2 separate regions of the Homo sapiens genome follow, and region 2 is linked to region 1. The links are chromatin loops, found by intact Hi-C in ENCODE. Cell type or tissue: PC-9. All regions are shown on one strand. Each heading gives the region's core, and the rest is flanking DNA. Links, peaks and the distances in the headings are about the cores only.

Region 1 (15,622 bases), core at 4,473-12,472:
TGGTGTACCCTGACCTCCCTTGAGGTTCTAGCACAAGTGTGTAATTAACCTTAGAGCTTTAATGTTCTTCGTTACATCTCATTTTTACATCAGTCATTTTCGCCTAGCCACTTAAAAAGTGTCTTTTTTTACTTTTATGCTATTTATATGGAAATGTCAACGTGAGATATAGCTGGACCTAAAATCTGGTGAGAATGTACATATTTTCAACATGTCTTGTAACATTTACTCAGCACTAGCAGCTTGGATCTGCTTAGTTTTCATTTTTTTAAGCTTTTGATGTTTTTTGTATTTGTTTTCATTGACACATTTCAATTCTAAAACATTATTTTAAAAGATTTCTCAGATCTCAACTTGCAGTATGTGTCATGGGTTTTGAAGTCACAGATCAGAAAAAGCTTCATGAAATTAATTCTTCTAATAAAAATTGTAGGACTGTGGCACTGGTTGCTATTTTGTCTTTAAATATATTCTCCCTATTAGCAATAGTACAAAATATAAGTGAAAAAAATAAACTACTCTCCCCCTTCTTCTATAATCATCTATTTAGCTGTTTTAGTTGGTACACGGTCACTCAAATTAAATACATTTTTTTAGTCTTTAGGCTTTTTTTTAAATAGCCATATGACAAAGTTCTGGCCAATGGAATGTGAACAGAAGTGCAAGAAGTGTGCACAATTTCTGGGTCATCTCTTCTCCTGTCCCCACCCACCTGAATCCTGCTGCTTGGAATGTGGTTATGCTGCTTAGCCGTATTGGATTGTGCACCTGAGAGTAATACCTTAAGGACTGTGCGACACCAAGACACCTAGACCTAAAAGTGGACACTTAACAATCTTGTGGGGCAGAGTAGGCACACATACCAAGTCACACTTCCATGTGTGAGGGAAAAGAAACTATCTTGTTTGAATCATTGTTAGTTTAAGTTTACTGTTATACACAACCAAAACCAATCCTCATACAGAGACTGAATATTTCCCTTATGAGAAGTCAATGGTTTCAATAGTAAAATATTGTCTCTGCCAGGTGTGGTGGCTCATGCCTGTAATCCTAGCACTTTGGGAGGCCATGGTGGGAAGATTGCTTGAGCTCAGGAGTTCGAGACCAGCCTGGGCGATATAGTGAGACCTCCCCTCTACAAAAAGTTAAAAAATTAGCTGGGTGTGGTGGCATACACCTGTAGTCCCAGCTACTTGGGGGCTGAGGTGGGAGAATTGCTTCAGCCTAGAAGTTCAAGGCTGCAGTGAGCCATGATCTTGCCACTGCACTCTGGTCTGGGTGACAGAGCCAGACCTTGTCTCAAAAAAAAAAAAAAAAGAAAAAGAAAAAGAAAAGAAAAGTAGTCTCTAGTCTCTAGGACATTAAATAGGGCTGGGTAAGCAATTTATTCTGTTAAATTTTTTTTTTACAAATTGACATTTTGGGCTGGATGATACGAAGAAAAAATGTTTTAAAAAGGGCTCAAAGTACATTAGAAAGTATTCTACTTAGAAAATATCTATGGGCATCTAAACTGTTGCCCTAAGTATACTTATGTGTGGGGTTGGCTGTTTTCAAAAATGTGTTCTGTCACACCAAACTATAATATTACTGAAGTTGCCCCAGGACCAAGAACTCCTGCTTGTCGTGAGGACATGTGGAGTCAGGGGTTCAAAGTTCTGCTTTGAAAACCACTCATGGGATCTCCACAGGCATTGGGCTTTGGTCAGCTATGTAAAAAGGCAGAATTGGCAATGTCAACAATTTAGTAATACAAACAATAGCAAACACTTAAATGTGCTTATTATATGCACTTTACACATACTGATCCTATCTATTATAACCCTATGAGGTAGGGTCTATAATTACACCCATTTTACAGATGAAAAAACAGGCAGAGGGAAATTCAGTAACTTTTTAAAGTTCTCCAGGTAGTAAAGGAGCAGAGCCAGGATTTGAACACAGGTAATTTGGATCCAGAATCTAGGCTCTTGACTACAAGCTGTTCTGCATCCCAGTGAGAATAACAGTAATTACATATCACATCTTTATCATGTTCTGAGTGTATCTTTTAAATTCATTAAATACAAGTCAGGCATGGTGGCACAGGCCTGTAATCCCAGCACTTTGGGAGGTTGAGGTGGGCGGATCACTTGAGGTCAGGAGTTCACGACCAGGCTGGCCAACATGGCGAAACCTCATCTCTACTAAATACAAAAATTAGCCAGATGTGGTGGCTCACACCTGTAATCCCAGCTACTCGGGAGGCTGAGGCACAAGAATCTCTTTAACCTGGGAGGCAGAGGTTGCAGTGAGCGGAGATGGCGCTACTGCACTCCAGCCTGGGCAACAGAGTGAGACCCTGTCTCAAAAAAAATAAATAAAAATTTAAAAAATTCATTATATACAACAGTCTTATGAGGTAGGCACTATTATGATAATTTTACAGATGAAGAAACTGAGACAAAGGGAGAGTATGTAACTTGCTCAAACTGGGGTTTAAACACACAGCATGGCAGAGTTTACACCATTACTGCTATGCTGTACTCTCTCATCAAGCAGTAGTTGCTTCCCTCAGTGATGGTGATACTCTCCAAGGAAGGGATTTCTGCAAATGGTCCTCTGCGTATTTCCATATTCCAGGCTCTTCATCTGCCTTTCTTCCATCTCCTACCCCATAACATTTCCAGTCCTAACCACTCAGCATTTCCCTTTCTCCCGCTGATTTTGCAACCTATCTGATTGTCTCTCACCTAGCTATCTCCTCTAGCTCACTACAGCTTTCAGGGGCTAAGTTTTGCTCATGTTGGAAGACTGTTATAATAGTCTCCCTATAGTTCCTTCATAATACAGCAGCCAGAGCGAGCCTTTTAGCAACAAAAGTTTTTAAAGAATCCTCTGGTCAACATTTTCGGTGGCTTCCCCACTGAGAAAGAAATCCAAGCCTCAGCATGGCCTAGCCTAGGCCCACTGCCACCCCTGACCTCAGCTCCAACCTGCTCGCTTTGTTCAAACCTTGCTGGCGACAGTGCTGTTTCTGACTAGGGAAACAGGGCCTTTGTTCTGCCCTCTGCCCCCATATGTGGGGAGGAGAGCCACTCTCCAAATCTTACCATCCTGCTTCCTTACTTAGTATCTCTGTTCAAAGATGACTTCAAGGTCTTCCTTGACCCTATCCCAAACAGCACCACACTCTGCTCACATCACTCTCTCTACTATTTTTTTCTCACAACACTCATCATCATTTGTCATAAAATATTTGCTAATTGCCTACTCTCACAAGAAAATAAGCTCAATGAAAGAAGAATCTATGTTTTGTTTATTGATTCTTGCACCTAGAACTACTGGCACATTGAAGGCACTCAGTGTATTGAATGGATGAACGAAGAACTCAATCTGCTTTCTAAAAATCTTCCTTGGTCAGTCTTTTGCTTAGTATCTCTTTTAGTTCATAGCTTTTTGATATCTCTGCATTTTCTCAATGCCATGTGATCTGCCTTCTGTCCCTGACAATTCCCAGGTATATCTAGGGGTAAGGTTCAAGTTCCTAATTGCTAGAACCAATGGGCAGGTTTTGGTCTTTATTTTACTTGTGTTGGCCATTCCCTACTTCTTCAGTTATATCCTTGACATAATTATCTTTCCTGGTTCTCCGCCTCCAGCTTTGATTGTTCTTTCCTGGCCTTCACCCCTTAATAAGGGTGTGTTCCCTGGGACTCATCCTTGGCCCTTACTCTGGCACACAGTGGTTCCTTTGGTAATCTCAACCGCTGTCATAGGTACTTTTTTTTTCTTTATTTTATTATTATTATACTTGAAGTTTTAGGGTACATGTGCACAATGTGCAGGTTTGTTACATATGTATACATGTGCCATGTTGGTGTGCTGCACCCATTAACTCGTCATTTAGCATTAGGTAGATCTCCTAATGCTATCCCTCCCCGCTCCCCCCACCTCATGACAGTCCCCAGAGTGTGATGTTCCCCTTCCTGTGTCCATGTGCTCTCATTGTTCAATTCCCACCTATGAGTGAGAACATGTGGTGTTTGTTTTTTTGTCCTTGCGATAGTTTGCTGAGAATGATGGTTTCCAGTTTCATCCACGTCCCTACAAAGGACATGAACTCTTCATTTTTTATGGCTGCATAGTATTCCATGGTGTATTACGTGCCACATTTTCTTAATCCAGTCTATTGTTGTTGGGCATTTGGGTTGGTTCCAAGTCTTTGCTATTGTGAATATTGCCGCAATAAACATACGTGTGCATGTGTCTTTATAGCAGCATGATTTATAATCCTTTGGGTATATACCCAGTAATGGGATGGCTGGGTCAAATGGTATTTCTAGTTCTAGATCCCTGAGGAATCGCCACACTGACTTCCACAATGGTTGAATTAGTTTACGGTCCCACCAACAGTGTAAAAGTGTTCCTATTTCTCCACATCCTCTCCAGCACCTGTTGTTTCCTGACTTTTTAATGATAGCCATTCTAACTGGTGTGAGATGGTATCTCATTGTGGTTTTGATTTGCATTTCTCTGATGGCCAGTGATGATGAGCATTTTTTCATGTGTTTTTTGGCTGCATAAATGTCTTCTTTTGAGAAGTGTCTGTTCATATCCTTCGCCCACTTTTTGATGGGGTTGTTTTTTTCTTGTAAATTTGTTTGAGTTCATTGTAGATTCTGGATATTAGCCCTTTGTCAGATGAGTAGGTTGCGAAAATTTTCTCCCATTTTGTAGGTTGCCTGTTCACTCTCATGGTAATTTCTTTTGCTGTGCAGAAGCTCTTTAGTTTAATTAGATCCCATTTGTCAATTTTGGCTTTTGTTGCCATTTCTTTTGGTGTTTTAGATATGAAGTCCTTGCCCATGCCCATGTCCTGAATGGTATTGCCTAGGTTTTCTTCTAGGGTTTTTATGGTTTTAGGTCTAACATGTAAGTCTTTAATCCATCTTGAATTAATTTTTGTATAAGGTGTAAGGAAGGGATCCAGTTTCAGCTCTTTTAATACTTCTGGACTTCTTTAAATGTCTAGAAGTGGAATTACTGAGCAAAGGAGACAAACATTTTTATGACTTTCTGGAAGGGCTGGCCAATTTACAGTGCTCCTAAAAATGATCAGAGTTGCTCACTTTCCATCCCAATAATTACAGACTTTGAACAGGCAAATAGGTAAAAACAAAGGCACAGAGAATTCCAGAGTTTCAATTAAGAGGCAGGGAAGAGACAGTTAGCCTGAGCAGAAGCTTCAAGAGTGGAGGTATGAGAAAGGCTGCAATGGTTGTAGGCCTTGAATATTTGATAAGCAGTGAGCCACCCAAACACACTGAAGGATTCCAGCTGTTAAAGCACAGGATTCAAGGGAAGGGGCTGGAGCCAACCAGAAACATGAACACCCACCACGTGATGGATCACTCCTGCCCTTCTCAGGAAGCTACATTTGGGCAGAAAATTATCAAGAATGAGAACTTTGTGAATCATGTATGCTAAGTGTTGCAATCAATAAACTGCCTGGTAAATGAAACTAAAAATGCCTGATGGGTCCTGTGGTTTCCCATAACACAAGACAAGAGGCCTGGGAAGTCCTGCTTACTTCCCAAGTTTCCTATAAGACAGTAAAATAAACATTGATGAATGGAAAGCACGCTTCTCTATTGGGTGACTGATAAATATTGTTCTCCTAAGCCCATTGGACCAGTATTCCTCCTGTCTGCACCAAAGACCAGCCTTCCCCCAAAAAGAAAATCCATCTTTTTCCCTTGGGTTGGCCTGAGTATCAGCAGAGCCAGCTATCAGGTAGTGTAGACTGGGCTCTAACCTGGGATGATAGCAATAAAAATCTGCACTGAATGTCTATTTGTGACCTGTGAGACCAAGGCTCTTTTGTGCTGCAGGTTTGGTCTCAAGGGGTGATACATCCCATTAATCTGACCTCTTATTCTTAAGTATGAATTCCTGTTTGTAAACAGGCCTGCTCTCTACTTTGTCTTTGGCTATGAGTAAAAGCTTCCTGAAGCCTCACCAGAAGCCAGTGCCATGCAGCCTGCCATGAGCCAATTAAACCTCTTTTCTTTGTAAATTACCTAACCTCAGGTATTTATAGCAACCCCAAGAACAGACTAACACTACTACCCTTCTTAGGACAAAAATGATCAGAGATGCAGATTTAATATTTTGTGCCTTACACAGGCACTAAGCTAGCTGGCAGTGCCAGTGTGGTGTGCTTAATGCTTCCATGTAGTGTTCTTAAAAGTTTAAAGAAATCTGACTTCCTAGATAGCCTAAGTGGTGGGCAGTGGGGGGCTACTTGATATTTCCTTCCCTAGGGTCCCAGTCAGAGGCACGGTAACTCAATACTTGTTTATCCAGAGGACAGGACAGCTGCCAAGGGACCAAGGCTCAAGGAAGACAGACAGGGTACCTAATTGGGGAAGGCTCCGACAGAGCAAGGTTTAGCTCACAAGGTCAATCACACACAATTTTTATTTCAAAACCAACTTTAGGCTGGGTGTGGTGGCTCACGCCTGTAATCTCAGCACTTTGGGAGATGGAGGCGGGATCACTCAAGGTCAGGAGTTTGAGCCAGCCTGGCCAACATAGTGAAATCCCATCTCTATTAAAATACAAAAATTAGCCAGGCATGGTGGCAGGCACATGAGGCAGGAGAATCGCTTGAACCTGGGAGGTGGAGGTTGCAGTGAGCCAAAATCACGCCACTGCACTACAGCCTGAGCAACAGAGTGAGACTCCACCTCAAAACAAAAACAAAACAAAACTTTAATTTTTTTTTTTTTTGAAGCAGGGTCTCACCTCACTCTGTTGCCCAGGCTGGAGTGCAATGGTGTGACCTCGGCTCACAGCAGCCTCAACCATACCGGGTTCAAGTGATCCTCCCATCTCAGCCTTTGGAGTGGCTGGGACTTAATTTTTTTTTTTTTTTTCACTGTTGTAGAGACGGGGTTTCACCATGTTGGCCAGGCTGGTCTCAAGCTCCTGGGCTCAAGTGATCCGCCCACTTTGTCCTCCCAAAGTGTTGGGATTACAGACATGAGCCACTGCACTGGCCTAAAATTAGCTTTTTTATTAGATAAAAAGCTATTTTGAACCAGGGCTTATCAGAAAACAAAACTTTTTCTAACCTCACCTTTCTCTCCTAGTTGTCTGCCTAAAATCAGTTTAATATTCGCTTCAAGTTACATCTGCCCCAGAACAAATACCATAGAAGGAACTTTCATTAACAGTGTTGTCAGTTTCATACAGCTTTCATGCAACTACGTCTGCATACTACATCAACAACAAATGGGACACAATGAGTGCTTATGCTAACATTAGGAATACTAGCTAGAAACACAGAAAACCTTTTGGATTGGTGATACTTCAAATAGGACATTACTTCTTAGTAACAGCAAGAAATCAGCTTAATGTTTTCAGCAAGAGACAGCATGGATGATAATGCAGCCTTTCTTTTCCGAAACTTCAGACAGCAGAATTCCAGAAGGGCTAGTCACACCCATGGAAGGCAGCAAGTGTGGCAGAACAAAGATCTAAGCTGACTGCAGAGGCCACTGATGAAAGCTGTGAAATATCTTTCCTGGAAGGCAAGAATAAATTCATCTGGCTTACTACTGTGGTGTCTCCATACATTGTGACCTAGTCACTGCTAGCACACAGGAGCCACACTCACTCTTAAGAGAGATTTTTTTTCTCTGTGGAATTTTGTAGAATAAGCAAACAGAGTTTGGAAGCGTGTTTGTGAGTTACGATAAATGAGAAGAACCTTGAAATTATTTTTAGTTCAAGAAAAACATCCCATTAAGGCCTATTTCTCATAAGTCACATTTTGTTGGCTTCTGGAAAAGCAGAAGATTCCTAGGCTAACATAAGGAAGTCCTCTTCCTAAATATGTATTCTCATAGTCACTTGTTAAGAAAGGGATACCTTTTAAAAAATGCTGAATGCTGATAGATGTTAAATCAAAGGCAAATAATTTTGAAAACGATTTGGGACAGGTACAGTTGTCCTCTGCTTACAATCTTCTCTCTTATCTCAGCCAATAGCTACTTGCTAACTGGATAGTAAAATGACATGAGCATGTATGAGTTTACAGCCTGATGTAATTATGTAATCAATAGCTGATTTACTTCACTCATTATATTTTGGTTAAAGTTGCTCTTGTCGCATGTTTGCATTCTTCCTTGTCAACGATGTCTGGGCATCAGAGGAGGAGGCAGGAAATGTACTTCACTAAAGACCACTGGGAATAAAGAGTGGCCATCAGTCTAGATTGCAGAGGGAAACAATCTCCATGTCAGTATATATATATGAATTACGTGACAGCAGGTCACAGAGAGAACAATGGACCATGAAAGCAAAGATTTGATTTCCATCTGTTAACTTACTCATCTGGGCAAGTTCCTTTTTTTTTTAAACAGGGTCTCACTCTGTCACCCAGGGTGGAGTATGCAGTGGCATGATCCCAGCTCACTGCAGCCTCAACATCCTGGACTCGGGTGATCCTACCACTTCAGTCTCCCAAGTAGCTGGGACTATAGGCATATACCTGGCTAATTTTTGTATTTTTGGTACAGATAGCGTTTCACCATGTTGCCCAGGCTGGTCTTGAACTCCTGGGCTCAAGTGATCATGTACCTCAGCCTCCCAAATTACTGGAATAACAGGTGTGAGCCACTGCACCCAGCTCCTTTTCTGATTTCTGATTCCTACATATAAAATGGGTAAAATATGGATAACACTTATCAAACATAGCCCAAAAGTTGTTTAAACAATGAAATAAAAATGGCTATGAAGCACGTCACATACTGAAACATACTTAAAAAAAAAAAGGCAATATGAAAGAAAACAAGCCACAGACCTTAAATATAAACACCTCCTCAAACACCACAAGAGACAAAAATTTGTAAAGTTAAGGAGGGTAACTTATAAAAGTACAACTTCCCAGTTTATATGAAAATGGTTTAATAATACTGAAACTTAAAAGCTGATAAAATTTATTGGCTACGACTACATTTTTTCTCCAATCACAGCAAATATTATGAGACACTTATCAATGCAAAGCTTTTGATCCTTTATCATGTACTCTGAACCCTATGCACTACTAAATAGGCAATATGATACAATCAAAGGTTTCTTTGGCAGACATAATTATATGTACCAAAACATTAAACTGCGTATTTTCCCTTAAACTTACCTGACTAAAGGCATCTGATCAAAAGACAAAAAGTGAACAATTTTAATAAGTAGTTGCATTTATCAATAAGAGTCTACAAGGTAACAAAAAGTGTAAAGAGACATCTTTTTGAAAATTCATATAAAACAAACCTTCCATGTTATTAGATCAACAAATATAATCACCTGGGTATATTTTATTAGGGAAAAATGACAATATTGATAATAAAAAGAGAAAGGAAAAATGAAAATGCATCTCAGACCAGAATACCATAACAAAACTTTTGTGGAAGCTGCATTTTATTTGAAAATCCACCCATTTTGCTAACATACATTTTAATATTGTAAACAAAAATAGAATCTGCAGAGACAATGCAACAAGAATGCTTAAACTCATGTACAGAATTGCTTTCCTACAATGAACTGTCCTTCTTAAGGCCCCTCTCCACCCAAATGTTAAAGATGTATTTACACAAAGCACCGATCAACAGTGCAGTTTAATTCTTCGTTTACTAAACTCTTGGCTAGACATTAACTTTAAAGATACTATTTCCCCTTATTTAAAAGGTATATGATCATAACATGGCACGAGCCAAAGAAAATGTTCAAGGACTTTGCCCCCCTTCCCTCCCCCTTGTAACACCTTCTAGAGTTTTAGTGAAAAGAAGGAAAGTCTTGAAGTGAAAGCAATTCCTCACATTCATTTTGGAAAGGCCCTAATGTCAAATGGAAAATAATGACATGCCAAGCACAAAGCAGTAAAGATCCTTCCCAATGCACTAATGCTGAATTTAAAATGTAGTGCTTTTCCTAGTCAGTGAACTGTTCCCTGGCAAAATCCTAGGCACAGAATTGACTATAAGGATTAATGCATTTATAATGCTTCCCTAAATCCCACAGAGGCCGAGAATTCTTAAGAGATTCAGACCTATGGACTTGCCTTAAAATATTTAGTGCTCTGTATGTCAGCTGAGAAAAGCATTCTGAATCAGATTCATTCTTGTGGATAAAAATCAAACATACTGTGCACATCCATACTCATTTTCATAAGGAGGTCTGATACAATATTAATGTTATGTAAAATTGATAATCATAAATAAATACAAATACTTAAGGAATGTCTACTGCAAACTGAATATAATTTTTTTTAAAAAAAGAAAAGTTAATTTCAGTTATTGTTTCTGTATTTGTGAGGACTGGAGAAAAGAAAGATAATGCATAATTAGGAATTTTAATTTTGATCCCCCAAAAGAGTCCTGTTGAAATACAGTAAAGGACACAGTTCTTCTCTCCAGGCAGCTTTTCCAAATACAAATTTCACACTTTCCAAATAAGGGCTTTTCTTGATAGGTTACTGATTATGGGTATTAACAGGAGTTGAAAGAATTGAAGGGTTAGTCACCAAAAAGACAGATCTTAGTCTTAAATCATAGCAATTCTTGGCTTTATAAACTGTATTGATACGTTCTCCTATAAACTAGTCCCAATTTCCTTCATGGGCCTTCACTGAGTTACTTGTAGCATTCTAATGGAAGAAGAGAGTTTAAGAGATTTAAGAGACAGCAGTTTGGATTTTGCTGGAAGTAAGGATTTTGCTGCTTGAGCACTTGTCTTTTTGGAGTAATTCCATTTTCTTCCATCAAGTTACATAAACTGTATCTGGAAAAAAAAAGTGGGTATGTTAATTCATTGTATTGTAGGATGTCTTCTCATAAATAAAAATGCTTTGTGGTCTTTACCATTTAACTGGCCCAGAAGTGTTCACAACATGCTTATCACAAACCCTGTTTATAAAACAAAGTCAGTATTATCAACTTATGTGCCAGAAAGCTCAATATTTGACACATATAGGGACTTCCAAATAATGTTTTTTGTTGTTGTTTTTGAGACAGAGTCTTGCTCTGCTGTCTAGGCTGGATTGCAGTGGCATGATCAAAGCTCAATGGCTGGGCACCATAGCTCACACCTGTAATCCCAGCACTCTGGGAGGCTGAGGTGGGCAGATCACCTGAGGTGAGTTCGAGAGTTCGAGACTGGCCTGGCCAATATGGTGAAACCCCGTCTCTACTAAAAATACAAAAATTAGCCAGGCGTGGTGGCGGGCGCCTGTAATCCTAGCTACTCGGGAGGCTGAGGCAGGAGAATGGCTTGAACCCAGGAGGTGGAGGTTGCAGTGAGCTGAGATCGTGCCACTGCACTCCAGCCTGGGAGACAAGAGCGAAACTCCATCTCAAAAAAAAAAAAAAAAAAAAAAAGCTCATTGGAACTCCTGGGCTCAAGCAACCCTCCTGCCTCAGCCTCCTGAATAGCTAGGACTGCAGACAGTCGCCACCACACCTGGGTAATTTTTGGGTGGGGGTAGAGACTAGGGTCTCACCGTATTGCCCAGGCTGATCTTGAACTACTAGCCCCAAGTGATCCTCCCGCATCAGCCTCCCAGGGTGCTGGGATTACAGGCATAAGCAACCACATCCAGGCCAAATACTTAACTGCTAAAAATAGAGGAATAGCATGTGGAGGAGGAAAAGAAAGAAGATCAATGACCTATTTTTTCATGACAAGTTCAGAAAAATCTCTCCATAAGCACAAATACCACAAGCAAAATCTCATTTGGGAAGCAAAATTTGAAATATTATTTCCAAATGATATACAATTAGAGACAATAAAGGGAACAGTAATATTATACTAAGTCTTTTTATTAACATAAATAAGAACCTGAAAGAGCCATAAAAATATTTTTCAATAGGGTACTACTGTTCATTCAAAGATATTTCACTCACAATTTCCCTTAAACTGCCCATCCAAAGATTACTGAAGTAGATGTGCTAATAAACTTGCCAAATCAGAAGACTATAAACTCCCAAAGATCTAGAAGGTATATCTAAACTGGGGGCTAGAGCATCAAGAAGAACAAATTACACTGTCTTCCAGCAAACAGAGGCAGTGTGGATCATATGCAGAATCCTTCTAATCGAAAGGGCTTAAGTATTCACTTGCCCTTAATTAAAAAGCAAACTTTATCCGATCTCATCCATTTACTGTGAGCAGTGGATGAGATTACTTTAAATAATTATGTTACAGATATTTTCCAAAAGTTGTTTTTCCTTATGTCCTATCTTTTCATTCTGCACCTAAAGAATAGAGGAAGAGGAGGAGGAGGAGAGGGAGCCTAGAGTCCTTTAAAGAAATGAAAGAGAAGCGTGAATTGTGTTTAATGTTTGGTAATTGTTTTTAAGTATTTAAGTCCCCATCTCCCAAAACAAGTAGCAATACCTAAAGTGATTTATAAGAAATCCTCCAAAGAGAGCTCTGCAAAGGGGTCCTTTCCTGAAGCTCTGTGAGGACTGTGACTGGAGGGGCTGGATGCTGCCGACAGCTGGGGGAAAAGAAGACAGAGAGAGGGAAAGAAAAAAAGATCTCAGAATGACAGAACATGAAAGCAGAAAATGTATGAAAGAAGAAGTGGTTTTGGTTTTGTCATCTTTAATAAATATAAGGGCAGTCTTTGTAGAAAATGGATTGTTAAGACAAAAGTTTCAGTCATATGTCAAGTTAAAAGGTATGCAATGGCATGTGTTTTTCAGAAAACAAACTCGTGCTTCTGAAGTTTCAAAGGAATAATGTCTTTTACCCAAAAGGTCGATATAAGCTGACCCATGGTTAAGAATTTTAATGTGTGTATGGGGGGTGGTGGGGGGATAGGGGAGGGAATACATAATTGCATTTTTGTTTAAAATTGAGAGAACATGGTTTCCTGTGTCCAGGCTATCTGTCCAAAGCTGTGCAACTCTGACCTCAGTCCGGACCCAACACATCTAGCTGCAATATTCTTTCCTTTCTTTCTTCATAAGGGTCGAAAAGTCCTGTCCTAGGTTCACACACTTTTTACACGAAGTTGTCTCCTGCTCATTTATCTTGACGAACTGCAGCTGACACACGTACTGTGGGAGGTGAAAGGGACCTTAGAGGTCACCTACTGTAACTGTCCACATACTGCCCTGAATATGGGGAATACTTAAGATCTTTGATTCTGCTTCCTGTTTGGACAAATTTACTTGATTCTTAGAATCTGTCCTATTGTTTAATTCGAATATACTGTAAGGCAAGTAAACAACTGAATTCAGTATGTATCTTTATTCTCCCAAACACAGACTATTCCTGAAGAACCAAGATATTAATTTTCATACATGTATCCTTCATTAAGCTGACATGAGCGTTTCAAACCCGACATGAACCTTTTTACTTTGGAACAAGCTTTTAATTCTTTTTCTCCCTCTGTATAAGATTGCAAAGCATATAAGCACAGGACTATTACAAAATGAGCTTTTCTTTTAGGGATGTCCTAGTGAGTAATAAAAGTTGACTAACTGGAAATAGTTTCAATTCATACTTCAACATTCAAATCCTATAGAGGATTTCTTTGCTGGTGCCAAGTGATTTCATTTCTTTCTACCTATTTATTTATTTATTTATTTATTTATTTATTTTCGGAAAAGCACTACAGAGAATGAACAGCCAATGAGCTTCGGCAAATATTACATCACTAGTATATGCAACTTGTTCTGGATGCCAAGATCAATTTATAGGCATCAGTTATACTCATGGTTGAGTAATTTCCTAATGCATATCTTGTTCCCAAAAACAAATGTTCAAAGACAATGGGAAGAGACAAATGGAACAATGATGGAATCACGCAGGCAGCTACAGATGGGAGGACAGAGCAGCATGCCTGGGCTTGAGGTTTCAAATATCATCCATGCAGAGACAAATTAAGGTATAACTACTGGAAAGACTCCCCCTCCTCCCTCTTCAGCGCAACCACGGACGGCCAATCAAAAGCACAACGATTTCAAGTAAAGTGATCCTCAGTTACTGAGCTGGAGGGAGTCCAACATCCACACTTATCTCCAAGATGAACTTGGTTTCTCTCTGAAGCAGATTTTCTTTTTCACCTACAGTTAAAACAACAGCAACAACAAATCCTACTTATTGCAGATAGACTGCATCTAAAATCAGAAGTTTCCTATGATAGCCCCACACCGAAATACCTTCTTAAATCACGTTTTCACCAGGGTAGCAGTCTGAAGACCTGACAGACCCACAGTAAAATGCCCCTGAAGAATACGGAAGAGACAAATCTATTTTCAATATGTGAGCATACTGCTAGACAAGTCCTAGAGGCTTATAAACAATGTTGAAAAGGATTACTTTTCCTTGAGAAAAAGAGCTGGTTTTTTATTAGAACTCCTAGTAGTCTCTTAAATTGGTAAAACACATACACGTCTCATATCTATAAAAATGTAGCCAAACTAAAACATGACAGAGACCACCAATAAGAAAACAAGACAACATCCCTGGAATAAGTTTCTTATCATCAATATCTGTATCAAGCGGATGAAACCATAGCCAGGGCTAGCTAGGCTGACTGCACAGCTCCAAGGAGTGGGACATACAGCAGCCCCTGACCATCCTACCCCTTCCTGGCATCTATTCCAAAGCACAGACACACCATGCACTGGTGAGAAAGTAGTCACCCCAGAGAGTAAATAAGAGAAGGAAAGGAAATGTGCTTCAGTAGCCCAATTACTGCTCAGGAAAATCAAGAACAAAATAGCATGAAGAGGCAATGGGTTCTTGGTAGGTGAGAAGTAGGAGAATTTTAAAACTATAAGAGCTGACTTGACTCTACTTATTTCTGTGAGTAAATTAAAGAACATGATGTAGGGTTGCTAAAGAACATAAAAAGGCAAGGTTAAAGTACTAGAGGATAAAAAATTAAAAACACAAACCAGCAACCAAAAGCTGTTGCTTTCACATAAAGCTATTCACATAAAGCACAAAATCATCAAATTTTACAAGAGAGCATATGTAATTTGTTGTTCTGGACACCAAGACAAATCATAATTGATCTTTCCAGTCAAGCCCTACTATTACATCACCAGGTATCTATCACAAATAAAATTAAAACAAAACAAAAACAAAAAGAGCCTTTACCTATTTACTTCAAATAACATTCTCTATCCCAAAATTCCCACAGAGCCAAAAAAAATTGGTATAGCTATCAGTTCGTTCAAATCAAAATGACCTATGTCACAACTGAAGATGTCTTCAACAAAGTGGTCAATTGTAATGGTCCAATACAGACATAGTCTTTTCTCATGTATAGAAAAATGAAATACTGAGAAGAGCAGCGTATAAATATACTAAAATCTGCAAGTGGTTGATGATAGTATCTCTTAAATTCCTTCTCCCCTCCTCCACTACTCTAATCAATCAATAAGAAAAAATACGGTAAAATGTTACCAAAATCTTTGCATTATATCCAGAGCAATGATTTTTTTGGTTATAGAGCGTGTTTCATATAGTCTATCTATCAACAGTGTCTTGTTCTGTCACCCAGGCTGTAGTGTAGTGGCGCAGTCACGGGTCACTGCAGCCTCAATCTCCTGGGCTCAAG
Region 2 (15,622 bases), core at 2,469-10,468, 66 kb after region 1:
AACCAATCCAACACCTTGATGTCAAAATCCCTGATTCTAACCTTACTGCCCCCAGAAACCACATCATCCTAGCCCCACCCCTGAAGAACAACAACAAAAAAAGGTAAAATTCAGACACCTTATTCTGTGACAATTACCTTTTAACCTTTCAGCTGCTTTGGTCACATATCCCTGTGGTAAAAACTATTTGACCTCATCAGAAACTTCAATGTTTCAACTCCACCACTACCCACATTGATCCTTTCTCATTTTTACTTTCTTCATCTAGCTTAGAATTCCACAGATCATTAATATAATCACTCCTTTACAAATACCTTTAACTTTCTTGCACCTCTTTTCTTCCCTGCATTTCAGTCATCTGGCAAATTCACTATCCTGGCTGAGCAAACACCTAACTAATCCATGCCTGTACACACATAGCTGAGTGCTGGTAAAGAAAACAGCACAACTGGGCAAACTGGCAAAACTATAAACTCATGATCATCAACCTCAAATGAATACTCAACATTGCCAGCAATCCTCTTAGCCGTCTCTAATAAAATCCTCTCCTAAGTATCTTCGAATCCTCTTCTCTTTCCTTGTCTCCTTACATGAAACACATAAGCTCTCAGCTCTTAACTCCCAAAATATTTCATTCTGGAACAGAAAATAACAAAAAGCAATTGTCTGGTCTTCTTGCCACCCAAACTATATTTCTATTTAAAAAGTGTTGGCTAAGGCTGGGCGCGTTGGCTCACGCTTGTAATCCCAGCACTTTGGGAGGCTGAGGGGCGAGTGGATCACGAGGTCAGGATTTCGAGACCAGCCTGGCCAATATGGTGAAACCCCATCTCTACTAAAAAATACAAAAAGTAGCCGGGCACAGTGGCATGCGCCTATAGTCCCAGATACTCGGGAGGCTGAGGTGGGAGAATCGCTTGAATCTGGAAGGCGGAGGTTGCAGGGAGCAGAGATCACGCCACTGCACTCCAGCCTGGGTGACAGAGTGAGACTCTGTCTCAAAAAAAAAAAAAAAAGTTAGCTTCTACCTCATGTTTTTCCTACCATGGTAGATTCCAAATGAATCCAAGATTAAAATATAAAACACCTAATCCATAAATATAACTGATGAAAACATAATCATTTTAGCTCACTGAGCTTGCTTGAAAGATAAAAAACATAAAAATGAAGATAATGATTTTGATCACCTAAGATTGTAAAGCTTTTAACAATGTTAAAAAACAAGGAAAAATACTCATAACCTATAACAATTTATTTTCCTAATATACAAAAAGTTCATTTGTTGAGTGTTTGTTATGTGTTAAGCACTACATACAATATCCCATTTAATTCTCACAACAATCCTGACAGGAAAGTACTAATTAACATCGTAATTTTACAGATGAAATAACTCAGAGCTTAAGTAAGGCCTTCCCAGTTTTGCCACAGCATACTAGTATGGTAGAAAGGGTTATAAGTGTGCCAAGATGTTGATCCTTTTTAACCCTTTAGCCTCAAGTAGTCTCTTGTATAAATAGTTAACAGTTTGTGTGCCACCATGTGAAAGAAGTTTAGCAAGCTGATAGATACGTAATAAAATATCCTTGTTTTTAGAAAATATTCACCAAAGTATTAAAAGATATAAACTATAAAAGGCATCAGGTATGTAACCCACTCTCAAATGGTTCAGAAAAAAATGTGTGTGTGCGCCTGTGTGAATATACACAGAAAGAGAAATGCAGATGTGGCAAAATGCTAAAAACTGGTGGTTCTGAGTAAAGTATACAGAAGTTCTCTAATATTCTTGCTACATTTCTGGAAGTGAAATTATTTTAAAGTAATATTATTTTTTAAAAGTCAGTAAACCAGCTAAAGTATCTCACTGAAGTCTCTCATCTAATTGGTGTGAAGCTAGAATTCAAACCTAGATTCATCTGACTAAAAAAGCTTGTGAGTTCTTACCACTATTAAACACAATGGAAAAGAGTGAAAAACCCAATAGAGAAGCTGTCAATGGACATCAAAAGACAATTAATAAAACAAGTATGGCATTCAAAAGGAAGGGGGAGTGTGCTCAATATCACCATTTATTCAATCAACTAATATAAAATGAACACATATGAACGCATTTTTCATGATGATGGAAGAATACAAATAACTATTTAAGCCAATAATTTAGTATAACTTTTATAAAGGATAATTTGGTGTTTTGTATTAAAATGTTAAATGTATATATATCTCAATGACTCATCAATTTTAATAATTTATTCTATAGAAAAACTCAATGCAACCATACATAAAAGGATGGTCAATCCACTGCTTTTATAAGATTAAAAAAAGGGAATAAATCAGATGTACACCTGCAACATAATTCTACAGCCATTCATAAGAATGAGATGGATTGAGGCCAGATGAGGTGGCTCATGCCTGTAATCTCAGCACTTTGGGAGGCCGAGACAGGTAGCTCACTTGAGGTCAGGAGCTCAAGATCAGCCTGGCCAACATGGCAAAACCCCATCTCTACTAAAAATACAAAAATTAGCTGGGCATTGTGGCGGGCACCTGTAGTCCCAACTACTTGGGAGGCTGAGACAGAAGAATCGCTTGAACCCGGGAGGTGGAGGTTGCAGTGAGCCAAGAGCACGCCACTGCACCCCAGCCTGGGTGATAGAGCCAGACTCTGACTTAAAAAAAAAAAAGAAAAAAATGAGATGGATCTATGTGTACAGACATTGAAAATGTCCAAAATACACAGGAGGGGAAGAAAAGCAGCCTTCAAAGAATCTGATCCAATTTTTATGTAATTTTCTATGTGCCTTTATATACATATTTCTATTTACTCGCACAGAAAAGGTTAGACACACTAAAATGTTAACATTTTCTATGAATTAGGATGGTATTTTTCTTAAATTTTATTACTTTTGTAAACATAAAAAAAAATCTTAATAAATCAAACTTTACTACTTACAATGAGAGTCCTCTCCAAAAGGTGTAGCCTACTGAGGTTTTTGCCATGATATAATAATTTCAATTGCTGTCATGTCCTCAATTTATACCTGATATTCTTGATTTTTTTCTTTTGTATTTATACAGTCTGACGTGTATATGTGTGTGTATAATGCCACTTTTGCACTTCTTCTTGGTCCCCACTCAATTATGGCTCCTCCTTGATTCAACTAAGTCAATACTAATTTTATTGTACTTAATCAGGAGCTATTTTCCTCCAATTAAAAAAGACTGCTCTATTAAATAAAAAAATTCACCAACTATTCTCAAGACTGGCCCTTCAAATTAGAACAAAAGTTACCATTTTAAAAATCTATTATTCTGAAATCTGTAAATACACTGAAGATCAACTTCACTGAAGACACTTTACAGTGAAATATTATTGGACAGGATACAGAGGTTAAAAATCAGACTTCTAAAAAAGTTCTCCACCATAATCTTCTACAAAGTGCTTAAATATATGAAACAAAATCTGTAGAATTTACTTTAGGTATATTCCAAAATAATCACCTCCTGATGGATTTGGAATGGCAGCATAGAACATTTAAATTCAGCTTTAAATTTTCTTGCATAACTAAGAGGTTACCTCTATATTTTAATTAAATTTTTCACTTCAGTCCATTAATTTAAAATTTCAATAGAACAATCTAAAGGAACACATCAATTGCTTAGACCTTTGGGATCACTGAGCAGCAGAGTGGCTCAGGAAGGCATTCACCAGACTATTTCTGTACATGCCAGATTCCCTTCAAGACAGGTCTTCATAGCTACAAGGGTCATCGCTGCTGCTAAGAATGTCTTCAGTGGCTTTCTCCTGAGGCCTCATCCTATATCCTAGGAAAAAAATCTGCATATCAGGTGTTATCACTTATAGAAGCACTGACTATATCATTCATGTGACTGGATCATGTACTAAGATGATTGTTATTTAGGGTGCAGCAAAAATTAAATGCATCTTCTGCATTTAAGATTAAAAGAAAGCTTAAATACAAAACAGCACTGAAAGAAATGAAAAAAGATCCAAATAAACAGAAACACATCTCTTGTTCATAGACTAGAAATTTAATCATTAAGAAGGTAATACTCCCCAAACTGATCTATAGATTCAATGCAATCCCCCACAAAATCCCAGCTATCTTTTCTGCAGAAATCAAAAAGCTGATCCTGAAATTCACATGGGAATGCAAGGGGCCCAGAACAGCTAAAACAATCTTGGGAAAAAAAAAAAAAAAAAAAGAATAGAATTGGAAGACTCACACGTTCTAATTTTAAAACACACTGCAAAGCAACAGTAATCAAGACAATGTGGTACTGGCATGAAGATATACATACAGATCAACAGAACAGAACTGCAAGTCCAGAAATAAACCTTTACATTTATGGTCAACTCATCTTCAACAAGGTACTAAGACTATCCAATGGGGAAAGAAGAGTAATTTCACAAAATGTTGCTGGGATAACTCAATATCCACATACAAAAGAATAAATTTGGACTCACCTCTCACACCATATACAAAAGTTAATTCCAAATAGATAAGAACCTAACTATATGGGCAAAAAATACAAGATTCTTAGAATAAAAAGTAGGAGTAAATCTTTGTGACCCTGGATTAAACAATGATTTCTTAGACATGATTACAAAAGTACAAGCAACCAAAGGAAAAAAAAGATACACTTAATTAATTAAAAATGTTTGTTCTTCAAAAAACACCAACAAGAAACTGAAAAGACAAGCCATGGGAGAAAAATATTTGCAAATTATTTATGCGATAAGAAACTGGTGCCCAGAACATATTTTTTAAAATTCTTGCAACTTAACAATAAAAAGGGCAAGTAACCCAATTTAAAAATGAGCAAAAGGCCAGGTCAGTAGCTCAAGCCTATAATCTCAACACTGTGGGAGGCCAAAATGGGAAGACTGCTTGAGCCCAGGAGTTCAAGACCAGCCTTGGCAACATAGTGAGAACTCATTTGTATGAAAATTTTTTTAAAAATTAACTGAGCATAGTGTTGCATGCCTGTGTTCCCAGCTACTCAGCAGGCTGAGGGGGAAAAATTGCTTGAGCACAGGAGGTCGACACTGCAGTGAGCTGGGATGGTGCCACTGTCTCAAAAAGTGAAAATAAAAAATAAAAACAGGGCAAAGGGTTTGAAGAGGCATTTTTTCAAAAGACGATATGCAAATGGTCAACAGCTCAAAAAAAATGCTCAATATCATTAGCCATCAGGGAAATGCAAACTAAAAATCACAAGACACCAGTTCACACCCACTAGGATGGCTACCATTTAAGAAAAAAAAAAAAAGGCAAAAAAAAACCCAGAAAATAACAAGTATGGCAAGAATAGGGAGAAACTGAAAGTGCCATACATTGCTGGTGGGAACGTAAAGTGATTCAACTGCTTTGAAAAATGATTTGGCAGTTCCTCAAAATGACAAACATAAGAGTTACCATATGACACAGCAATTCCACTTCTAGGTATACACCGAAGAGAATTAAAAAGATAATCCACATAAAATCTAATGTTCACAGCACCATTATTCCTAATAGGCAAAAGTAGAAACTATTCAAGTGGCCATCACCTTATGAACAGATAAACAAAATGCAGTATATGTCCATAAAGTAAAATATGATTTGGCTAGAAAAAGGAATAAAATACTGATATATGAAATAACATGGATGCTATAACTTGGACATATCATGCTACACAAAGGTCACATATTGTATAATTTCATTTATATGAAATGTTCAGAATAGACAAGCCCAGAGACACAGAAAGTAGATTCATGGTTGCCAGGATCTAGGGGAAGAGGGAATAGGAAATGAATGCTAATAGGTATAGAGTTTCTTTGTGGAGGTGATAAAAATGTTCTGAAATTAGTGGTGATGTTGGACAACTTTGTAAATACACTAAAAACCAATGAATTACACACTTTAAAATGATAAATTTTGTTATGTGAATGATATCTCAATAAAGGTGCTATAAAAAGAACTTAAAAACAAATCCTACCACAAAAAGTACTTGATATACCTCATCAAAGAAAAATGAGGCTCATCTTTTAAAACTGGCTAAAATTTCATAATTCATAATCTAGTAACTCCTATGTTTTACATTTTTAAAAATTCAAATCAATTAGATGTCAAAAAAAGCTTAACTCACCCTCTCTTCACTTTTGTGAAATCAAATGCAACTTGTCTGTATGAAACTGCTTTCTCATTTAAATATCTACTATACCGCCTAATAAATGTAGACATGTCATATCCTGTAAAAAAACAAAAACAAAAACAAAACAAAGAGAGAGACAAGTTTTTATAAATGACTAAAAATCCCAATATGCCTAGAAAAACAACTCATTGCATCCAATGGCTATAAAATGTCTTGATATCCCAATTCAATTTAGTATGTAAATTAAGTAACTAATTAATAACATTACCATTAAATTCTCTTAAGGCTTCATATTTAAATCAGATAAGTCCTATGTAGTTTTAAAAAAAAAACCTCTTCCCTTAGAACTTCACTATTCTCTCAATATTCCTATTCTTTATTCATCAGGAATTAGAAAAACGTTCTTTTACACAACTTGATAATCTCACAACTCAAATTTAACATCCTATGGAACCACAATCCCATTCCTCAAATCAAGCAACTTTATATAATTTTTATACTCCTAAAATCTTTAGCTGTATTTAGAACCATAACTTGTATGTGCCAACCTTATAAAAAGTATAAAAAATTACTGTGTAATATAAGAAATGGCAACATGCAAGTTCAGGGTGTAACAAAAACAATTATATGAATGTTTTCAATGAAACTTTCTAAATGAATACATAAATCATTCTAAGATTTTGTTTCATCATGACCTTGACTTGAAAACTTTAGCAACATAAAATCTAATCAATATTATTTTCTAAAAACACCAAAAACTTTGTGTTTTAGTTATTACCTGGCTCAAGGAAGTCTATAAATTTTTGCTCCTCATTGAAAAGTGAACCCATTTTATCTCATATTCATCTAACAAATTTAATTACTTGGTCTTTGCTACCTTTAAAAGACAATACCAAAACCAACCAAAATGTAAACTAACTGGATTTCAACATCACCAGTTCATTTATTTAGCAAAATATTTATTGAGTGCCTATTAAGTACCAGTGGAGAAAAATCAGTGAACAAAATAGAAAAAAAAATACTGCTCCCATATGACTTCATACCTACTACTGTACACGTCAGGTGTTACATGCTCACATTCCTCAGCTCTTCGGTTCATATGGTTCTATCTACTATACCCCATCCTAAGACGGTAAACACCTCTCATCCTTCAAGGCTCAACCTCTCGTCTACATAAAAAGAGTGAAATTATTAACACCTTACCACTAGAATTGCTTAATTTCCATCTTAAGAAAATGATAAATCAGTCGCTAATAAGACACAAAAAACCTACTTGGATATATGCATAAACTCTGCCTAGAGCACTGCTCTGCATCTTGTTTTCCATAGACTTTTAAAGTTAAAATGAACTGAATGAGGGAGGAAGTGAAAATTAAAGGATGAGTAGGCAGTTTCTTCCATGCCCCTGAAAATAGAGACACTCCATTTTTATCTATAATATATATCTGGCTTCTGTTTAAGATTTCAAAAAGAGGCCAGGTGTGGTGGCTCATGCCTGTAATCCCAGCACTTTGGGAGGCTTAGGAGGATCGCTTTAGACCAAGAGTTCAAGACCAACCTGGTCAACAGAGCAAGAGCCCATCTCTACAAAATATTTAAGAATAAAAATATTAGCCAGGCGTGGTGGTGCACATCTGTAATCCCAGCTGCTCAGGAGGCTGAAGGGAGGACCGCTTGAGCCAGGAGTTAGAGGCTGCAGTGAGCTACGATCATACCACTGCACCCAGCCTAGGTGACAGAGCAAGCCCCGGTCTCTCTTACTCCAGCCTCAGCAACAGAACCAGATCCTGTCTCAAAGAAAAAAAAAATTTTTTTTTCAAGAGAGGGGGTCTACTGTTTTAATTTTTTTTCCTTAAGTTAGAGCGCCGTAACTCTTGTTAAAATATAATGCATTTTGTAACAATGGGTCCTACATATAGATTACTGGTCTTCTAGAATGTCTGGAAGATAGGGTATTAAATTCTTTTTAAGCAATACCTGCACTTACCAAAGGGAAACAAGTATTGGACTGAACACCTCCAAACTCAAATACAGCCAGTCACATTAAAAAAAAAAAAAAATTCCCCTGATCTTTTTTTTTTTTTACACCTCCAGAAGAACCACAGTTCAGGCCCTGATTAACTCTACACTAGATAACCAGAACAACTGAAACAGTCTCAGCATCTTCAAGATTTGGTTTACTCTGATCTAACTTGACTAAGCTATGATGCTTTCCTGGTAACACATAATTCCCTCTCCCCTCCTCTCTCTACTGCATTATAAAATTCCAACTCTATAAAAAATTTTTGTGCTTGATTTTGGCTCTGAACAGCTTCTTGAGGGCTATCTGCCACTACATGTTCTCAAATACACCATTCATATATATTCTATTCACATTCATTTGCTCTGTAAATCTTAAATACTCATATCCATGTGAATGACTTTCACATCCATATACATCTGTGTATCTGTCCTTACTTTCACATTCATGTATTGTACCTGTGCTTAAGCCAACTCATCTTCTCATCCTTCTCTTGAAGCCCAGCACAAATCTCACCTTCTCTAAAGACATTTCCCTGATTGAGCCTCACTGTTGAATATTCCCAATTCATTTGGCATATCCTTTATGAGGTTCTCCCTAAAGCTAACATTCTATAATGCTAACAGCCTAGTTACAGAACTAAGTAAAACAGATCCCATTAAGACAATGTGCATGGACAGCTATAACCACATTATGTCCATTTCAAGTTACTAAATAAAAAATAGCAGGCCGGGTGTGGTGGCTCACGCCTGTAATCCCAGCACTTTGGGAGGCCGAGGCAAGCAGATCATGAGGTCAAGAGATGCAGACCATCCTGGCCAACATGGTGAAACCCCATCTCTACTAAAGATACACAAAGTAGCTGGGCGTGGTGACATGCGCGGGTAGTCCCAGCTACTCGGGAGGCTGAGGCAGGAGAATCGCTTGAACCCGGGAGGCGGAGGTTGCAGTGAGCCAAGATCATGCCACTGCACTCCAGCCTGGTGACAGAACGAGACTTCGTCTCAAAAAAACATAAATAAGAAAATAGCTACGAATATGAAGGAACAATTCATCTCAACAAATTATATCCACTTTAGCTACTAAAACATGTAATATTTCAACTACATTTCTTGGAATGAAACATAATATAATAACAATGAAAGCAAATATTACATAGCATTTCTTTTTTTGTTTGTTTTTTTGAGACAGAGTCTAGCTTTGTCACCCAGGCTGGAGTGCAGTGGCATGATCTTGGCTCACTGCAACCTTCGCCTCCTGGGTTCAAGCGATTCTCCTGCCTCAGCCTCCTGAGTAGCTGGGATTACAGGTGTGCACCACCAATCCCGGCTAATTTTTGTATTTTTAGTAGAGACGGGGTTTCACCATGTTGGCCAGGCTGGTCTTGAACACTTGACCTCAAGTGACCCACCCGCCTCAGCCTCCCAAAGTGCTGCAATAACAGGCATGAGCCACCGTACCCAGCCTTACATAGCATGTCTTGTGTGCCAGGCACTGTTCTAAGCACTTTGTAGTAATTAACTAGGTTAAGTCTCATGACAATCTTACTGGGTAGGTACTATCACTATTACTCGATTCTACTGATGCAGAGGTGAAGTAACCTGCCCAAGTTCATATAGCTGGTAGGCAGCAAAGATGAGATTCAAACCTAGACAGTCCAGCTCCAGAATTCATGCTCTCAAATAACTACTCTGTACTCCGTCTCAGAGAGCTCTGAGTATCTGGTAGGAAGATTATTATTAATCTTCAAATTAAAAGACAGTTTTTTCTTTCCTACAACCTTCACTAAAATATAAGGTTTAAAGTAGCACATGTTCTAAAAGACAGAGTTCTACTCTGGAGTAATCATCATGTGGGTGTCATTCTTTTGATTTTCTATAATGTAAAAGTTATCTTTACCTTGCAATCCACTTTTATCCAAAAAATTGCTTAAGTTAAACAACGTGTTTCTTGAAGCCAAATACTGAATAAAACGCTGGAAAAAAAAAATTACATCATATTAAGGTACTGCCATCTCACCAACTCTAATTCGAAAATTAGGAGGAAAAGTTATGGTTAACACATTCTATTAAGCTTATCTAGTTTAAATTTCTCATCCTCACTCTTTCCATTAACTAGTTACCAAACCTAAAAACATAATACATATTTTTCACTAGCATGCGAGAATTTATTAAAGCCTAATGCCCACAGATATAGTATTAAGTCAAAACAATAAAAGCAAATAGGCAGTGGAAGCAGTAGTTTTGGTTTTATTACAGCATACTAAAACTATAGCTAATCATTTTTAGGTGGCATCTGTATTTTAAACAGCCGTCTGGTAAACCAAAGTTTTGGCTTTAAAAAAAAAATACTTCTAAACATACAAGAAAGCAATAGAGATCCTCTTACCCACTGTCCAGATTAAACAAATTCACATGTTCACTTCACATCTTATATAGAATCAAAACATTATAGCCTCCATTGAAGAACCACACCTTCAATCTCCCTTCCCTCCCTCTTCAGAGGTGAGTACTTTTCTGAAACAGGTATACGTTACTTTCACACAGGTTTTCACCATTTTACTAGACATACAAGTATCTATAAACTATCCAAGTGTTTTCTATTTGAAATTTACACAAGTATCATAGTGTACTTACTCTTTGCAATGTGTTTTAACTCAACTTTTCCCTAAGAATTGTCCCACTTAACATTTCATCTTAAATGATGTTCTAATATTCTAATGAATACATCATCATAAATCCATTTATTTATTATGGATATACTTTGTAATTTTCGCTATTATTAACAAAGTTGTATTGACATATTTCTTCATGGTCTCCATGCATAAGTATATGAGTATATGAGTTTTTCAGGATATATACCTAGGGATGAATTATTAGGCCAGCACATATGTAAAAGCTCATCTTCTCAATATTGCCAAAATGGTCTCTGAAGTGCTTACCATAGTACATAACCTTAGTCTCCTTCACATACAGCCTCTAAATAGCTAAAGAAATGCCTTTCAACTTCGCTTCTTAGGATTACTTTACTTTCTTCTTCATTTTTTTTTTAATGCATGTAGAGGCTAATAATCAACTAGGATGTACACCATCACCTCTGAAATCAGTATTTTTTTTTTTTTTTGAGACAGGGTCTCGCTCTGTCATCCAGGCTGGAGTACAGTGGTGTGATCACAGCTTTCCACCCTCCTGCTCTCAAGCAATCCTCCCATCTCAGTATGAAGCACCACCCACCATCCACCCCTCACCCTCGCCCCCAAGTAGCTGGGACTACAGGCATGTCCAGCTCACATTTTTAAAAAAATTTTTTGTAGAGACAACGTCTTACTACATTGCCTAGGCTGGTCTGGAACTCTTGGGCTCAAGCAATCCTCCCGCCTTGGCCCCCCAAACTCTCAGGATTATAGGTATGAGAAACTGCGCCCGGCCTCCAAATTAGACTTGTACAACTGAGATCACCCCAAACTAACAAACCAGGATTTTGAAAATCAATGTGTAAACTGAAGACTCATATTTCACAATTATCCTAAAATAGTGTTTCAAAAAGTTATAAAAATATCGTAAGACAATATTAGACTATGATTTTAATAGATTTTGATAAGACTCTTCTTTACCTCTGCATTCTAAATTAATGTAAATAATTTCGTCTACCAGGCCATTTCATTCATGATTTTAGAGATAATAAATCTAAATTTTCCTTTTCATTTTATTAGTCCTTTCTACGTTCATTATATTTAGCTGCAAAGACATATATGGCTTTAATCAAGTTTTGATTTTGTTTTCAACAGCATCCTAATGATATTCAAAATGGTATTAAATTGAGCACCATGCCAACACTCTGGCAAGTAATAAGGCTTCACAGGTTCCCATTTTGGGTCATAAGCGGTAACCTGAAATGGATTATCCTAAACCTTCATTTAAAGAATGGCAATGTGGAAGGTGGGTGATTAGGTACATAAGCATTTGTTATGCCATTCACTCTACTATTGTGTATATTAGAAACTTTTCATAACAAAATATTTAAAGAACATATTTCAGATTATTTTACCCAAAATGGTATTAAATACTTTATAATAAATCCATGCTTGGTACTTCTCTTTTCTAATTTCATCTACAAATTTTTAACTCTACATTTTCATGTATTAATCATCTATAACTTGTCATACTATAGTAAGAGCCTTGGTCAATTCTATTTACCATGAAGGTACTATCATATTATTGAGGAAGCTCCAGAAGTGACTTACCCAAGTCACCCAGTTGGTAAGTGAACAACAGTATAAAAGTACCTACCTGCCTCATGTTAAGGGTCTATAACACAATGCTCACTCAGCCTTACCTTTTGAGATTTTTCTCTGTGGCCAGGTTTCTCAACCTGAGTACTCTGACACTGAATCAGGTAATTCTTTGTTGTTGGAGACTGCTCTGTGCATTACTGTTTTTAATTTTCTTTTTTTTTTTTTTTTGAGATGGAGTCTCTTGCTTTGTTGCCCAGGCTGGCATGCAAAGGTGTCATCTCGCTCACTGCAACCTCCGCTTCCCAGGTTTAAGCGATTCTCCTGCCTCAGCCTCCTGAGTAGCTGGGATTACATATGTGCACCACCACGCTTGGCTAATTTTTGTATTTTTTACTAGAGACGGGGTTTCACCATGTTGGTCACACTGGTCTCGAACTTGCGACCTCAGGTGATCCACCCACCTTGGCCTCCCAAATTGCTGGGATTACAGGTGTGAGCTACCTCACCCAGCCTGTTCTGTGCATTATTGTAAGATGTTTTGAAGCAGCCCTGGCCTTTACCTACTATATACCAGCAGCATCCCCTTCAGTTGTGACAAATGTCCCCTAAGGGAAAAAAAAAATCATCCCCCTTCCCCACTCAGTTTTGAGAATCACCGCTCCATGGTATTCCAATCACCACAGTATAGTGAAATCCTATGTACAGCCTCTAACAAATTAATGGCACCTGCCAATGGGAACATCTGAAGGTTGTACAAACTAGCATAAAAACCTGAAGGTTGTACAAACCAGCATAAAAAATGAACAGAGCATGGAATTTGCTTTAACTGCCTACAGGAAGCTAAACATGAGTTTATCAAAAAACACACTATCAAAAAAACACACTAAAATGCTATCTTTCTCCCCTTGTCAGTCAATCTACAAAATGACTGTCAACTTTCTGTTTTGTCTTTATTAACATTTTGCCTCTAGTACTATCAATTACCTTATTTACAGCCTCTGAAAGCCATTATTGATACTTTGTTTATCTGGCAGTGTAGCTGGTTATATTTGTGGCTTTTTCTTTTTAAAAAATAAACTACATCAAATAAATAAAGAAGAAGAAGAAAAGTACATACACGCTTGGAATTCTTCAGAATAATCATAATCTTAACTAAACATATTCTTGCTAAAAGTAAAAACTATTATCCTAGTTAAGATGTTTCAAGTTACATTTAAGCTAATACAGCCAAACATTTCTATTAGCTCTATCAACTGGTTATAATGAATTAGAAAGCAACTAACATAAGTCCTAAAAATGGTCATGTCTGTTGACTTAGTAATCACATTTCAGGTAACACTTAGGGGAAATCATTTTTAAAAATTAAAAACTACAAATAAAATCACTCAATGTGGTGGTATAACGATGAATCAGAAAACTCAATTTCTAGCAAGGAAAATAGTTTAAAAATTGTGAACTATACGATCAATTACATAGTTACTAAAGATGATAAAAAAATACAACATGGCAATGCTGATAGTGTAATATTATATAAAAAGCTAAGTATATTTTATCTACATTATGATTATAGCCATTTAAAAAATACAAATACTTTTGGACAAGAACTAGAGGGAAGACCAAAATGTGCCAAAAGTAAGATGTGCTGGAACAATAAAGTTGTGGGTAAATTCTTGCTTTAATTTTGAACTTTAATAATGCTATATTGGTAGTTGTCAAAAAATAGTTTCAATACTGAAAAGCCCAAAATAACACACAACGTGATGGATGTCAACAAGTCATTACGCTCAGAAAACTAATACCAATGACTAAAGTTCTTTCTCATCTCTAGAAGGTTATCTTCCCGGGCTGCATTTTTCTAAGGCACATACCGAAGAAGATTTATCTAGTTCTACTCAGATGTTCTTGAAAAGCTCCTGTTAATACAATTTTACAAATAAGTTTATTGAGCTGAGAAAATGAACCAAAAAATTAGCTGCTAGGCTATCACGGAAAGTAAGATGATTCTCTCAAAACAGATTTTCAAAAGCGTATATATCTTATTTGTTACCCTTTTAGGCAACAAAGGCTTCAGACACACCTCTCTGCTGAAGAAGGCACACTTCAATCAGTCCCTCTCAGCAAATGCCATCTTAGTCCTAAATATCACAGCTTTGAAGTAGGCAAAGTGCTTCCATAAACAACTATATGAGATCAGACAAGAATCTAAAGCTGGGTGTGATGGCTTACGCCTGTAATCCCAGCACTTTGGGAGGCTAAGGTGGGAAGATCACTTGAGCCCAGAAGTTCAAGACCAGCCTAAGCCAAGATGGAAAGACCCCCATCTCTACAAAAAAATTTAAAAATAAGCCAGGCATGGTAGCACACACTTGTAATCCCAGCTACATGGGAGGCTGAGGTGGGAAGGTCCCTTGAGCCCAGGAATTTGAGGTAGCAGTGAGCTATGATGGTACCACTGCACCTCAGCCTGGGCAACAAAGCAAGACCCTGTCTCAAAACAAACAAACAAAAAATCTAACTGGACTATAATAAAAGAACAAATGGATATAGACAAAATATATAGTCTATAAACAGGACCAGCAAAAACCAGGGATGCTTATGGAACCCATTTCTAGGCATTAATCTTTGCTTCTTGATCCATTATTGATGTCCTCTGTGCTCTAACCCACTTTTTGCTTTCTGGCTTACAAGCTATCTTTCCTCAAATTACAGGGTCTATAATTATATTTCTGGCTAGGCACCTTGACCTTTGTACCTGGGAGCTGTTTCTGAAGTTTCAGTGAGAGAAGCTAGCTAACAATAAGTCAACACATCAGTATACTTGTTCAATAAAAATTCTGCTTACCTCATTTCCATACACCATCAAATGATGAGTTGTAATGAGAGATTTGAAGACCACCACCCAACTACTATTAGTAGTTCTTTCAAATAAACTGTCTGCCAACTGTGGGATGTTCACATTCATCTCATTTGTGCACTGAATTAAGTCTGCAATAAAAAATTTTTAAATGATTAATTTCCTCTGTGGTTTTAATTTATTGTTAATACCAGATCTGCATACAAACAGGCAAAAGATTTAACACAAAGTGGAGCAGTAATAGTTTGGAGATGTTGTTAAAAATCTCTCAATTAGAGCAATTGAGACTACCATAATCTACCTAAGAAGCAGGGTACCAATTAGAATCACATAAATGATCAACAATACCAAAAAATAAATCAAA

What was found. A loop is a pair of places that touch in the nucleus more often than their neighbours do. Peaks named below come from ENCODE experiments on the same cell type or tissue, not always from the same donor. Only the 100,000 strongest peaks of a DNase experiment are listed, where the experiment ranks them.
Region 2: a loop joins it to region 1, with 2.6 times the contacts of the local background. A loop is called at or near these places in 7 of 110 quality-filtered maps.

What each region holds. Positions count from the first base shown.
Region 1 is chr11:85,948,237-85,963,858 of GRCh38, forward strand. PICALM (phosphatidylinositol binding clathrin assembly protein) reads right to left here. Exons shown (of 20, transcript NM_007166.4): 20 at 8,939-10,824. The coding sequence ends at 10,810. Among named protein-coding and RNA genes, the nearest start is that of CCDC83, 100 kb to the left of the region's middle. RefSeq lists an enhancer at 6,457-6,957. In PC-9, for the core only: no CTCF peak of the experiment used is centred there; no DNase peak of the experiment used is centred there.
Region 2 is chr11:86,016,223-86,031,844 of GRCh38, forward strand. PICALM (phosphatidylinositol binding clathrin assembly protein) reads right to left here. Exons shown (of 20, transcript NM_007166.4): 2 at 15,247-15,389; 3 at 10,070-10,145; 4 at 6,145-6,247. Among named protein-coding and RNA genes, the nearest start is that of PICALM, 45 kb to the right of the region's middle. In PC-9, for the core only: no CTCF peak of the experiment used is centred there; no DNase peak of the experiment used is centred there; H3K27ac peaks cover 383 bases.